2 separate regions of the Mus musculus genome follow, and region 2 is linked to region 1. A link is a loop called in an ENCODE intact Hi-C map of the cell type or tissue named here. Cell type or tissue: left cerebral cortex. All regions are shown on one strand. Each heading gives the region's core, and the rest is flanking DNA. Links, peaks and the distances in the headings are about the cores only. Region 1 overlaps Rims1 (regulating synaptic membrane exocytosis 1). Region 2 overlaps Rims1 (regulating synaptic membrane exocytosis 1).

The links. A loop is a pair of places that touch in the nucleus more often than their neighbours do. Peaks named below come from ENCODE experiments on the same cell type or tissue, not always from the same donor. Only the 100,000 strongest peaks of a DNase experiment are listed, where the experiment ranks them.
Region 2: a loop joins it to region 1, with 2.3 times the contacts of the local background. A loop is called at or near these places in 3 of 42 quality-filtered maps.

The regions. Positions count from the first base shown.
Region 1 is chr1:22,727,122-22,730,037 of GRCm38, forward strand. The region is part of intron 1 of Rims1 (regulating synaptic membrane exocytosis 1); the gene reads right to left. Among named protein-coding and RNA genes, the nearest start is that of Rims1, 78 kb to the right of the region's middle. In left cerebral cortex, for the core only: no CTCF peak of the experiment used is centred there; a DNase peak (open chromatin) is centred at 1,302; H3K27ac peaks cover 2,147 bases.
Region 2 is chr1:22,798,990-22,801,905 of GRCm38, forward strand. All of the region lies in intron 1 of Rims1 (regulating synaptic membrane exocytosis 1), which reads right to left. Among named protein-coding and RNA genes, the nearest start is that of Rims1, 5.7 kb to the right of the region's middle. In left cerebral cortex, for the core only: no CTCF peak of the experiment used is centred there; DNase peaks (open chromatin) are centred at 1,410 and 1,812.

The DNA.
Region 1 (2,916 bases), core at 156-2,655:
CCATTAACCTTTGTCCCGAGAAGGCCCTGGATGTTGGAATTCTTTGACTTGGGTTTCCACAGGCTCAATTATACCCACATATATTTTATGCTGGCCTCAATATTTGATTTTCCTTTTAACATCAGTAAAATGATTGTCAGCAGCTTTTCCCATAGCAGACAAGCTATTGAAAGACTTGGCCTCACCACATGAAGACATCTGAGAGCTTAAAAATAGGAACGGCTGCTGTGTTGATAGGTTAAGAATCAAGCAGAACTTTCTGTGGCTTTGGCTGGCTCACTAAAAGATATGGACTCATACTGCCCGTCATTAACTACCACATAGGTTGCCCTGCTTATGCTGAAAGAGATCTGAGAGGCCTGTAGATATTCCCCATATTACACATTCTCTTCAAGCTGAGGAGGAGAAAGGGATGAAGGACAGGTTCACATGGGAAGTGTGTATGTGTACATGTGTAATAATTCTTGAAAACCTCTTTATTTTAAGCCCTTCATGATAAAGTAAGTACAGAAGGTAGACAAGGCATCAGAGCTCCAAAGGGCAATAGGAGTTGTTATTTTTACTTAAGTCTTTTTTTTGTTTTTGTTTTGAATTAAATATTTTCTTTATTTACATTTCAAATGCTATCAGTATCCACTGGCCAGAATTAGAAAACACCTCCATTTGACTCGATTTGAATGACTCATAATCATTGCAAAGCTTTAAAGCAAAAACAGCTCTAAACAGAGAGGCTTGGTTTTACTACAAAAGCTGGACATTATAGACTTTGCTAGATGTAAATGCCCTGAGGCTCTAGGGACTGTAAGCTTGAGCCTGGCTCTAAAGAACTTTCTTGGAGATTTGGCTGCATTGCTCAAAATCAGGCCAATCATGTTATTCCAGATCTCCAGTGAGGCAATGGTAAGAAACATGTTTCGTCAGAGGGAAAGCTGCATGGCAAAATTCTCCACTTCTGAAAGAAATCATACATGTAGACACAGACACGGGCACAGAAATGTGCATACACAGACACACACTGCTCATTCCACCGGCAAGCACAATCGGAAGTCACTATGTAAACATGAGAGAAGAGATGGAGCCACTTCCAACTCCCCATGCCTTCCTTCCGGGATCAGGCTATTCTTGTGTTGCTGGTGCCCACAGATGTGCAGGGGTGCACACTGAAACCTCATGCTCCTGTCTCAGCTTCATGAAGAAGCTACTCATGTTTCAATACTAAGACGACTTGCAGGAAGCAGCTGTTCGAAGCCACCCATGAGCATTTCTCAGGCTTGGAACTTCAGTCTCACTTTCACAAGGTGTAATGCCCAGTAACTTAAATTCCAGAGCACTGGGGAAAAAAATCGTTGACAATTCTCACTCAGCCCAAAATAGCATACACAGCCTGTTTGATCTACATGGGCTGGCTTCTGAAAATACCACTGAGTTGGAAAATTTTTCAAGAATTTGAGAATCAAAATTCTGCTTCTTCTCTCTTAAGGATCAAGTATTTGTACAAAGCTTGGAAATAATTCTATCACATACAGATTTTACTAATCTTTGACATGACTATTTTCTAAGAATTGTAGATAGGCCTTTTTTCTTTCTCTTTCTTTTTCTTTTTGGTAACTACAAAGCCATGTCTTTGGAAGAAAGTTGTTATCTTTCTCCTGTGGTTTGGTTTTAAAACCATACCAGTTGCCATATTTCTATATTTCTTTCATTTGCACTTGCTACACAAACTTACAAAAAACAACAACACAACAACAACAAAAAACCCCAAAAACAAAGAAACAAAACAAAACCTTGACCTGAATTTCTGAACTTTGAATCTTAAATTATAAGAAATAAGCACACTGCCCTTCAAATTCAGTATAATTGGAATTAATATATAGATATACACATTTTAAATTATTTCCTGCTTCTGTTTGATATTGGAGACTGAATCTAGGCAAGCATCCCCATTACTGCTGTTTCTCCAGCCCGGCTTCCCAGTAACTTGGCCAAGCTAGTCTTGAACTCACTCTGCAACCCAGGCCTCAAACCTGTTTGTTACCCTAATGTCTCAACTTCCTAAGTGGCAGGGATTAGACTCCTGTATAACTAAGCAAGCTTGATTTAGACATAATTCTTAAAAAAAAAAGACAACATCACATTTCCCATACTGATCTTTATCCAGAGGACTTATGTCCCTTCAATGGCTATAGCTAGCTACCAAATCTGAGCTTTGGGGGGAAAAACAATTAGCTTTAGATTGCTAATTATTCATCCAGTGTAAAGGGATTCTCAGTCATGATAATATATATATTCCTACATTTTCTAATATGAATTCTTTCAGATAAAAAAAAATCCTCTAGTGACAAGGCAGGAAAGTGCAGAGGCCCCTCCCTCGTGTATTCTTGCTGAGGCCATTTAGGTTGAACTAGAATTTGACCTCCTTGATTGTTAATCCTACGGAAAATTACCAGACTCTATCCTAGGAACTCAAGGTCAGGATAGTCTAGCTAACTTATCTAGTGTCTGTTAAACTGCCTGTTTATGTAGAAACTCCTTCCAGCTAACCCCTTACCTTTGCTTCTGTTAAACTACTTGCTTCTGCAAAGTTCCCTACAGCTGCCAATGAGATGCCAGATGTGGTTTTTCCCTTCAAAAACCCTGTGCTCTAGACACCACAGGCTGTACCTAGTTCCAGGAACACTTGGATGTAGTCCTAGTTGGCTACAATGAAGACCTTCAATAAACTGTGTTTGAGTGATCATCTCTGGTGGGCTACCCATAAAAAAAGAAAATATATGCTATACTCTGAAGAAGTCACACTGAATACATAATTTTCTCAGGAGTTTTTGTTAGCCTATACAAATTAACACTCTTTTACAACTATAATTGAAGTGTATCTCAGTTTGGAGAGTTACGATCTTGATATTTTTGACAGTTCTA
Region 2 (2,916 bases), core at 99-2,598, 72 kb after region 1:
GAGTGGGGCCTATTCCAACAAGATCTCCTCCCCACATGCCCAACATCACCCTCAAAAATCACAAGAAGGGGCTCGGCCTTATTTCAGAGCATAAAGGCAATAAGAGAAGTTTCCTTGGGTATGGTAATTTGAAATTTAAAGATGTTTCTGTTTTACCATGTTAAATGACCATAAGATACAAGAACAGGCCTAACAAGTCTCACTGTGTACAGCAAGCCAAGAAACCAAATGGAATGACTTGGTAATGTTTATCCCTATAGAAAATGGTAGCATTAAGACCAATACTTGGTAGGTCATGGTGGTACATGTCCTTTAATGACAGTATTCAGGAGGCAGAGGTAGGTGGGTCTTAGAGTTGGAGCCTCGTCTATAGGGCATCCAGGGCTACACAGAGAAGCTCTGCATTAAAAACAAACAAACAAACACACTAAAAACCCAAAACCTCATTCAGTATTATACAGAGCAAGTCACTGGTCAACCTTTCAGACTGTGGATGTTTTTAAGTGGTTGGAACCACACGTGCAACAAGCTATACGAAGAATGGTGTCTCTATTCTACTCGCATACTCCGTTGCCTGACCAAATTTTAACACCTGAACTTTTAATGCCTGGCCTTCTTGTTGAATCGACTATCATACAGTTCTATGAGTAGAAGTATCCTGCCTGGGAAAATTCAGAATAACGTGGCTGACAGAGACTTGCAGTCAAGGAGAAAGTAGCAGAATGATACCGTGTTAGGGAGACTTGTATGCAAAAGACCAAGTAGGCCAGGAGAACAGAAGTTAGAGAGGAGAGGCATGTGCTCAGACAAGCATAGGGGATCCTACCAGCCATATGCACTGCTGTTGCTGCTTGGGAGGTCACTGGATTCTCAGACCAAATGCTGTGAGCAAGGGGCCAAGGGGCCAAGTTTCTAAAGGCTCCACTAATGTTAGGAAACAAATCAACAAACAGAATGGAGCGCATGTCAAGAGCTGAGCAAATGATTCATGGTATTTGTAAGCATCCAGCAAAATGTCGGATAGATATAAAGGAAACAGTACATGCTAGCCTCCTATCCCCAACAGATGAACAAAACAGCCCACAAAACCCATAACCACACTTATATTATGGACTTTAATAAACAGCGAAGACTGGAATCACCAGGTAGGAGTCTGAGGTTCTATTATTCTTGTTGCTTGTGCCTCAGGGAAATTTTCTCCAACCCTCTAGACCAGATCTAGAACATGCAGTCTGATCTCAGAAGATCCAGTGTTCAAAGTTGTTTAAAAACAGAACATAGACCATTAAGGTAAATGAAATTCAACACAATGGCACTTATAATCCACGCAGAACAAGCTCATCCATATGCTTCTTATAGACGTGGGAGAATAGAGTGGTTTAGGAATTCACACCGAGAGCTTTCTAGGAGGTTTTTGGACTGATTTACAGGAGTCAGCCTTCCTGTTGAACAAGTTGAACAAATAACCTTCAGGAGAGGTTGTGTTTCTATTACTCAGGTTGGCAGCAGCCCAAGGATCACACCCATTTGCAAAGCATAGCGAACCTCAAATATGGTAATGTAAATACATAAACGGTAGTGTCTTATTGAGAAAGCATACACACAAGTTAAAAATACATCACTTTGGGACAACCAAAAAAACAATGGCTTTGTACCTTCCCATTATTTCTGACACCACTGTGTTTTCTTCACTTTTTAAAAAATCTTCTCTTTTCTATATTTTCTCCCATGAATGTTTGAGAACTTCCACAGTGTGTCTGTACATTTGTTAAGACAGGTTTTTTTGAGAGTGAGATTCCTACACAGCACAGGGTTAGCTTTCTCTGAGTCAAAGCCCACTTACTACCAGTGTGGAGCGGGACTAAAGGCAGCAAGTGTGCTCTCTCCTACAGTCTCTTCTGCCCAATAGGACATCTTGAATTCAAAGACCCTGTTTACATCTCAGCCACTATCTCTCTTCACTATCCACCTTTCCCCCTTTTCTTCTCATCCATCCTTGCTTGAACAATAGTGTAGCACATACCTGGCCTAACGTGTGGGCCAATAGAAATACACCTACATTACAATCACCTCCTCCTTAAGTCTCCCTAGTTCATTCTTTTTCTGCTTGGCAAACTGTTGCTTCTGGAAAACAAGCCCTTTCAACACATTTCGAAGTACAACATGATATGTGTGCACACAGAGGAAAACTAAAGTAATAGAGACTTCTACTTCATCTTTTCTCCCCAAGCAGGTTATATTGACAGATGTTTGAAAACCAAGGCCACAGTACCACCCCCCAGCAAAAAGGCAGAGATGCCCAAAGTTGTCTTTGTAACCAAGTCACATCTTGAGGGGCAGAATATGGAATGAGTAAGAAACCCTACAAAATCTAAGAATTTTGTAACCCATGTTCATACAGGAAGTGGAAGAAATCAAATATAAAAAGATGCCCAGTTGCAAATGTCTTTGCATTGTACTAATACAGTTTTCATTATCTTTAAATTGAAGGACATTCCCTTCCCCTCAATCCACAGGAAGGTTCTGTGCACCACCAGAAGTGAACTCAGCCCTGCTCCATTACGACCAGCAGCTGATTTTCTCTGTTAGCTTAATCTGTCAAACCACTTGATTGAGTTGAAAGAGAGACCAGAAACTCATGTAAGGAAAGGATAAATGTTAGAAGTTTCTTCTTGGTTGAGAGAAAGTGTAGTGCTTGGGGAAGTGGCTGCATTTGTTGTGAAAGTCTGGGTTGAAGCCTTGTTGAGCCATGGATGTGACTCAATGTAGAGTATCCCTGAAACCCTCAGGATAGACTAACGACTTGAGACTTGCCACACCTGCCAAATCTTCTGCACAGGATACTGAGTGGATTCAAGCACACAGTCTAAGTCAACACATTTCACCCAGCCAATTTTTTTTTTCTAATTGTAAACA